3 separate regions of the Homo sapiens genome follow, and all the other regions are linked to region 1. A link is a contact called in ENCODE Hi-C or POLR2A ChIA-PET data. All regions are on one chromosome and are shown on one strand. Each heading gives the region's core, a stretch centred on a gene start or an enhancer-like site at or near the end of the contact. The rest is flanking DNA. Distances are from core to core; before and after follow the strand shown. Region 1 overlaps SEMA4D (semaphorin 4D). Region 2 has its middle 45 kb from the start of LINC02937. Region 3 overlaps LINC02937 (long intergenic non-protein coding RNA 2937).

Evidence for each region. Hi-C counts contacts between places; a loop is a spot of excess contacts on that map. ChIA-PET counts read pairs that join two places held with the same protein, here RNA polymerase II (POLR2A). Pooled maps may share reads with other maps.
Region 2: a pooled map shows a loop between it and region 1 (5-fold over the local background). The contact joins two enhancer-like sites. A Hi-C loop is called at or near these places in 2 of 37 single-sample maps with no recorded cell type and 5 of 50 pooled maps. POLR2A ChIA-PET finds 5 or more read pairs at or near these places in 1 of 52 experiments (activated CD4-positive, alpha-beta T cell).
Region 3: a loop to region 1 is called in a map with no recorded cell type, with 18 times the contacts of the local background. The contact joins two enhancer-like sites. A Hi-C loop is called at or near these places in 1 of 37 single-sample maps with no recorded cell type and 1 of 50 pooled maps. POLR2A ChIA-PET finds 5 or more read pairs at or near these places in 1 of 52 experiments (activated CD4-positive, alpha-beta T cell).

The regions. Positions count from the first base shown.
Region 1 is chr9:89,463,446-89,466,038 of GRCh38, forward strand. The region is part of intron 1 of SEMA4D (semaphorin 4D); the gene reads right to left. Among named protein-coding and RNA genes, the nearest start is that of SEMA4D, 33 kb to the right of the region's middle. RefSeq lists a silencer at 372-441 and enhancers at 952-1,011, 2,200-2,593. Within about 2 kb of position 1,251, at least 8 of the 41 ENCODE cell types and tissues checked have a DNase peak (open chromatin) inside an H3K27ac peak, as active enhancers do.
Region 2 is chr9:91,206,940-91,209,532 of GRCh38, forward strand. No RefSeq gene overlaps it. Among named protein-coding and RNA genes, the nearest start is that of LINC02937, 45 kb to the left of the region's middle. RefSeq lists an enhancer at 1,478-1,537. Within about 2 kb of position 1,277, at least 12 of the 41 ENCODE cell types and tissues checked have a DNase peak (open chromatin) inside an H3K27ac peak, as active enhancers do.
Region 3 is chr9:91,149,873-91,152,465 of GRCh38, forward strand. The region is part of intron 1 of LINC02937 (long intergenic non-protein coding RNA 2937); the gene reads right to left. All of the region lies in intron 2 of LINC00484 (long intergenic non-protein coding RNA 484), which reads left to right. Among named protein-coding and RNA genes, the nearest start is that of LINC02937, 12 kb to the right of the region's middle. Within about 2 kb of position 1,304, at least 5 of the 41 ENCODE cell types and tissues checked have a DNase peak (open chromatin) inside an H3K27ac peak, as active enhancers do.

The DNA.
Region 1 (2,593 bases), core at 1-2,500:
TCTGTTCAGCAGGGCTACTTGGGGGCTTTTCATGATCAAGTCCCAGACTTGCTCTTTCTCATCCAGGTCATGACCAGCCCTTTTTCGCTGCTGCTTTTTCATTTTCGCAGCAGAGGTGGGGAGGTACAAAACTAATTAGCGTCAACCAGTCTCCAAAGTGTATTCACAACACAAGGTCTCTATGTTGTGTTTAAAGAACCAAATGGTGGGCCGGGCATGGTGGCTCACGCCTGTAATCCCAGCACTTTGGGAGGCTGAGGCGGGCATATCACGAGGTCAGGAGTTCAAGATCAGCCTGGCCAACATGGTGAAACCCCATCTCTACTAAAAATATAAAAATTAGCAGGGTGTGGCGGCGGGCACCTGTAATCCCAGCTACTTGGGAGGCTGAGGCAGGAGGCTTGCTTGAACCCAGGAGGTGGAGGTTGCGGTGAGCCGAGATTGCACCACTGCACTCCAGCCTGGGTGACAGAGCAAGACTCCGTCTCAGACAAAAAAAAAAAAAGAACCAAATCGTGCCAACTAGAGCCAAAGGCTTAACTTCAACCCTTGCAGTCATGGGGGCACTTTCTCCACTTTCCACCTTAGACACGTGCTTTTGGGGTTCTATGTGCTTTTCTTAAATTTCAGAATCAGAACACCAGTCAAAAATGGAGAGTGTGACTCACCTTCCCCCACCCCCAAGAAAACTGCCACAAAACCGCACTGTGAGCCTGTTTCTTCCTCTCTTCTCTCAGATGCACTACGCTCTCAGGGACCAAGGACACTTTGTTCTAATCATGTTGAAGATGTAAAACAAAAATACTTAATTGTAAATTGAATTATTTCACCAAGATGCTACCTGTGAGAAAAAAGGAATGGCTGGAAATCCTGCCTTCCGACCTGGGTTTCGGATGATTATAAACAGCTGGGGTGGGGCTGAGGACCTCAGGGGCAAGGCAGCCACAGTTGGGGGTGGGGGGCAACACATTACAAGTCCAGCAGCAGGGCGCAGCCAGGCTGCCTCTGGCCACCTCCCCAATGCCCAGGATCTGGACAGGAAAAGACAGGAGTTCATCAATAAGGAGAGACCCCTCAGATGTGGGGTGCAACACCCCAGCTAGGAAGGGCAGCAACAGGTCCTCTCCCTGCAAGATCATGGGAACAAAGAAGAGGACAGGGACACTGAGGACAGGGTTCAAAACCCACTGGTCTCCCCAGAGTGAAGCACCCCCAGGGGAAACTGACAGCAACTCAGGCAGTCACAGAGGTCAACCATCAGAGAGGTGAGTGCTAGACAAAAACCACATCCTCATTCTTTGGGTCCATTAGGAAATGGGCAGGGTTGCAGGGGTCCCCCGCCTCCTGGAGAGGGCTGGATAAGCCTGAGTTACCACGGGGTGTGGGGGGAGGGTGCGGAGAGCACCCCCAGGGCGAGGGTCCTGCTCTCTGCTCAGCCCACAGTGACATCTCTAATGCAAGCATATGCTGGCTCTAAATTATATTAGCTTGCTTGCTTTATTTGGATGCATCTCTGTTTTTGACACCATGTCCTCTCTATAGCTATAAACATCTCGCATGCTTTACAAAGCACTGAGCACACAATAATTAACCAATACTCACTGACCAACCTGTCAGGGGCAAAGAGGACCAGCCCAGGAAGGGGGCACATTTCCACATATCACCCAAGAGCCTCTCACGCTGGCTCAGACCCACAGACAAGACTGGGAAGATCCGCCCACAGAATGTTCCTCCTTGCCCTCCATGACCAGATTCTCACTTTAAAAAGAGCCCTTAGTCCGGTGCATCCCGCGGAGAACAGACAAGAGGGGCCTAAGTCCCCAGGAAACCAGCACCATCCATCCGGTGAGATTGCTGGCCACTCAGCCCAGGGGTGATGGCTGCTAACGGGTCACTTAAAAAAAATGACCATGCATTAAAAACATTATTAAATCATCACTCACAAGAGAACCAAGGAGGTGTCACAATCCCTTCAGAGGGGAAGTCAAAGAATCACAAAAAGACATGGAGTTGGCTGGGGGAATGGGGATGGATTGGGCCATGATGGATTGATAATTAGGGGGCTTCCTTTTGGGGTGCTGGAAATGTCTTGGAGCTAGAGGTTGCACAACATTGCAAATGTACTAACTGCCATGGAACTATTCACTTTAATATGATTAACTTTATGTTATGTGAATTTCACCTCAAGAAAAAAATAATACAGAGTAAAAGAATATTGACATGAATTTCCAACGGACACAATACCAGCCTTTTCCATGGGGAGTCAATTGTCTCTCCAGGAGGCTGAACCCATTTGCACGTCTAGGGACAAGGATTATTTGCATTGCCTTCGGATATCTATGACTTACAGAGCTGTACAAAGACAGGTGAGCCCTGGGTGGCCCCAGTGCTCCATTCAAAGGCTGCCTATGCCCAAGTCCAAGGTGGAATGAGGAGAAGATGGAGTCCACAGGTTTAGGAGGAAACCAGCTTTAGCCGATGGGAAGGTGATGCTGCAGAATAAGGTGTGTCTAGAGATGGTGTCAGGAGTGACTCCTGCATTTCTTGGAGGCAGGGGGGAAGGTGGGCTCACTGGAGCACTGGGGCTTGAGGA
Region 2 (2,593 bases), core at 27-2,526, 1.7 Mb after region 1:
AAATCCATAGAGACAGAAAGTAGATTAGTGGTTGCCAGGGGCTTGGGGGTGGAGGGAATGGGCAAGGGAGTGACTACTCATGAGTACTAGGCTTGTTGGGAGGCAATGAAAATATTCTGAATTAGCTAGTGGTCATGGCTGTACAACTCTGAATATACTAAAAAACCACTGAATTGTACAATTTAAAGAGTGGCTTTTATGGTATGTGAATTATATCTAGAAAAATAAAATCGCCAAGTTCTATTTTTCCTCAACATTGATTCTAGAGTTCCAAACCCAGAATCCTGATGAGAGGTTATGGAATGGAGTCCAAGAATACAATACCTCTTACAGGTACCAGCAGTTTTGGGAATCCCTGCCCTTGGGTGGGTCTGAGGAATAGACAAGATGAGGTCCCGCTCACAGACATGGCCCCCACTCCACCTCTGCTGCAGGTGACAGAGCACGAGAGGTAGGGCTGGACCAGGGCCGAGATTCGGCTCTTTTCTCTGGTACCATAGCCCCTACGCTGCTCATCACGTTTACATTTGAAGACTAGTTTATCCCCGGGGGAAACTCAAAACAATTTTAAATGTTAGGTATGTCAAGTTTTTCAGGACAGTCAACATATATCTTCCTATCTACACATGCAAGCATTTTTAATACGCATGAAGCACATGTGGGCGTACATAAGCTGCAAGTCTAGGGAAGCAAAGCAAGCACCGAGGGCTTGGAGTTTTGAGGTTACCGAGCCATTCTGAGCCTGGACTAATGAGATCACACCACAACTGAACTCAGAAGTACCAGGGCCATGGATAGTCTAGGATAAACACTCTCTCTGAGTCCTCTCAGAAGAGTGGTTTAGCAATCTCGACTCATACCATGCCTTCCCACAAAGACCAGAGGAAAAGAAAGGAGCTTTTCAGTGTTATTTGCAAGCCAATACTGGTGTTAGGCAAGCATATAACAGAGCCACCGTAGGTATTAAGAACAAATACTCCAATCACATCTTCCAATAATTAGAGTTTCCTTCCACCAAGATGAATGTGAGCTGTCATTTCCTAGCTCTTATGGCGTGTGACACATTTCTTGTACTTACATTTTTAAATAACTCAAATTACAGTCACTCTTACACAAGTTCTAGGCGTCATAAAAAGCATGTTTCAGGAAAGTGTTAATAGACAACTCAAAAGAAATGTTACTCAATGCAGCCGAGGCTATTAGGAGCTCGAACTTCTCTCTCTTGCCAAACAGTTCTTCACTTTCTGTAAACTGCACAAAGGTTTCATTCAACACAGTTTGAAGGCTGAAAGTGAAAGTGACTCAGACTATTTTTGGAAAGGTCAAGAAAGTGCACCTGCCAATTTTCAAATTTCTCTGAAACCTTTTCCTGCAAACATCACCACTAAAGCTACGTAGTCCCTGAGCTGCAACTTGATGATGTGGTGATTTTACTATTTCTCTTGGGAGGTTCAGGTACACACTGTGCCGTGGGTTCATGGGAGACTTTGTTCAGACAGCATTTTACACGACAGTCTGTTTAAATGCTTTAGGGGACCAAAACATCTAAAGGTACCTTGGCAGCAAGATGGGGGAATGAACTGAAGCCTAGGAAGGAAGCCTGGCCTGCCCTTGGCCTGACCACAGCCACCGCAGGGCTAGAGTCCTCCAGTATCTCCTGAGGTGGGGAGCAGGTGGGCCGCTCCATGAAAACCAACTAGATGATGGGAAAATGGACAGCTTTGCTCAGGGCAATCTTCCCACCCTGGCCCCCAAAATTGGTACTATAAACATGGCACTCAAACATGAGAATGATTTCTTAAAATGTTAGAGGAACTAAAACTCCTTAAATTGTAGATTACCTCAAGGGCCAATATAGTTAACCAGACACACCTTAGGCAGATACCTGTTTTCTCTGTCTCTCAAGGCCCAACTCACTAGTGACCAGTATTTGTAAGGAGACCCATCTTTCTCATCTGCTAAATCCATGCCAGTGTTAGAGGCCTGCACCAGTCAGAGTCTGCGCCAGTGCTGGAGGCCTGCAGTCTGCTTTCACTTCACAAAAACCGTCTAAGTTGGAAGAACTGTCCTCTGGTGCCTCTTAACTTCCCGCAGCAATGGCCCTGCCCATGCCTGCCCACTTTCTGCTCTAACACTCCAGAGGCAGTGGGCAGCTTTTGGACCTAGGAGGGTGTAAGTAACTTCCCTGCATAGACTTTAGTCAACATCTCTTGTCTCTGGACAAGCGCAGAGCAACAAGCAGAAGTGGGGAGGTGGGGAGGAGCCCTGCATGGTTTCCCCTCGCCCTGGAAGCCTCTGAAGACCTGTTTCATATTGCAGTTCTACTGGAGGCAGCTACCATGTTTCCCTAGACTTCTCTTTTCCTGAGTGAAGAGCCCAGGTTCTTGTACATGCCTCCAAACCAGCCATGGTTGCGAGACCCACCTTCCCGTCTTCTGAAATATGAAACAAATAAAACACGACCACCACATAAAGCACTTTTATACAGATCACATCCAATGTGACTGGGTCTTCAAAACCATCCTGAACTACTGGATTCTTCTACAAATGAAGAAATGGGCTCAGGGACATGAGGCACTTTGTCCACGGTCTC
Region 3 (2,593 bases), core at 54-2,553, 1.7 Mb after region 1:
CTCTTTTGCCCAGGCTTGGAGTGCAGTGGGTGCGATCTCAGCTCACTGCAACCTTCGCCTCCTGGCTTCAAGCGATTCTCCTACCTCAGGGCTTCAAGCGATTCTCCTGCCTCAGCCTGCTGAGTAGCTAGGATTACAGGTGTGCACCACCATGCCCAGCTAATTTTGTATTTTTAGTAGAGACGGGGTTTCGCCATGTTGGCCAGGTTGATCTCAAACTACTGGCCTCAAGTGATCTGCCTGCCTCAGTCTCCCAAAGTGCTGGGATTACAGGCATGAGCCACCATGCCCAGCCCAAAAATTAAGATATTAACATCAAATACAATTTGTATACTTTTTCTCCTGTTAATCTGTCCTTTGTTAGTTTAATTTGCAGGCCACAGTCACTAAACCTAAAAGGGCGGAAGAAACATTCTTTCTTCCCTGCTTTCCAACATTGTGTCTGGACTAAGCCTGAGACCCACTTTAGTCAACAGTGTATCAGGTGACTCTGTGCCTGTTCTGGGCCTAACTTGTAGAGCTTGGCAATGTTTGTTCTTGTGCTCTTGGGAGTCCTGAACCACCATGTAAGACAGGGGTTGGCAAACTATGGCCCATGGGCCAAATCCAGCCCACTGTCTATTTTTGTAAATAAAGCTTTATTGCAGCAGAGCAATGTCCATCTGTTTATGGGCATTTATGGCTACCTTTGCATTACAATGGTAGAGTTGAGTACTTGTGACATAGACTATATGGTCAAAGAGTCTAAAATATTTGGTCTTGTACTGAAAAGTTTGCTGACCCCTGATTTTAAAAGACCATCGACCTGCTGGAGAGACTACATGGAGAAGTCCTGAGGCCACAAGGAGAAAGAGAGAGGCTCAGCTGTCCATGTTCCATTTCCTAGTCCCAGGGCCAGGTGATTCAGCCCTATTACCAGTCATTGCCAATAGGAGAGACCCCAAAGGAGGTCAGCAGAAGAACCATCCTGCTGACCCCAGGCAATCTGAAGAACTGGAATAATAAAATGGTAGCTCTATGCTGCTGCATTTTGGATGGTTTATTACACAGCAGCAGATAATTGGAACCCACTCCCTCCCCACCTCCAAACAAAAATATTGGGCTGTGACTGTGAAGACGAACCAAAAACAAACAAACAAAAAAACAAGCACCATTGAAGATGAGTTACAAAACCATGACTGAATTAGTTCCCAAAGCTGTCTAATAGCACCACGTAACTGCTTGCAGAGTTTTTCTGAAGAAATACCATAACTCATCATGAAACCAGCTATTAAACCACAAAACTTCTGTTTCCTTCACCTTGTACGTCACCCCTACTCTCTGCAACAGTTTGACCGCATTTTAGTTTGTGGGTTTTTGCCTTTTAAATGAATCTTATCATTATGAACACTGAGTACCCAAATAGTCCCCCAGGGCAGGAACTTCTCGTCTCTCTGAACACAGAATGTCCACTTGTGTGTTCTTTCAGATGCAGGGTCTTCTTGCCCTGAATTTCTAGAATGTGTTCTTAAAGAAACATACCTATTATTTCAAAGTATCTCAATTTTTTGAGAGACAAGGAGCACTATGAATCCAGCTCATGGTGTTAATGGCTTTCTCATCATAAATCCATCAGCTATATTAGTTCTTTAGAGAAAGTAAAAATCAGAACAAGGTCTATTTGTCATATTTCCTTAACCACATCTGGAGAGAAGCTTCAAGTGAGTAAATCCAACATATGATTGTGATTCTGGGAGCATCGTTGTTTCTGTTTTCATGAAGTTTTCTCTAAGGAATGAGTTAAGGAATGAGTTAGTTCTTTTGGGGAAAAAAAAATAGTGTGCCTCCCCCCCACTGCCCACCATCTGCACACCCACTCTCGGAAATGTTGCCTGCCCATATTTACCTGCTCACCAAGCTGTTCCCTATTCTAGAAGTTTCCACTCTCCCTTGAGTATAAAAGCTTCAACCCTGGTTCAGTGGGTGGTAGCTGCACCATGGTCTGGGGAAATCAGCACTTTTTCGTGGGTGTTGCTGCCCAGGGACCAAAGGGGACTTGAGGATAATCAAGCCAGCTCTGCAAGTCTCCAACCACACAAGGGGACTGAGCTCCCACCACATCCCTCAACCTCCCGCCGCCATCTTGCTTTCCCACTCCCTGCCTCCCACACAGCTCAGCTGCCTTTTGCTGCCCTTTGCTGCCCTTTACTGCCCCTTGCACTCCCCAGCAAACCTCCTCCATCCTCTCCACTGCGTCTCCTCCCTCCCTTCCTCCCCTCTGTCACCCCAATGGCCCAGGGAGAGCACAGGACAACATGGAGTGAGGAAAGGGAGGAGCTCAGCCAGCTAACCATCCCTGCCCACCACATGTGAATTAGACAGGCTTCTCCAGAGACAGAGCCAACAGGGTATGTACACAGGAAGAAATTTATCTGAGGAATTGGCTCACACAGTTATGGAGGCTGACAAGCCCTGAGATCTGCCATCTGCAAACTGGAGACCCAAGAAAGCCAGTGTTACAATTCACTCCTGTTCCAACAGCCTGAGAACCAGGGGAACAGATGATGTAAATCCCAATCCCAGGGCAGAAGAAGAAGAAATGAGATGTCCCAGC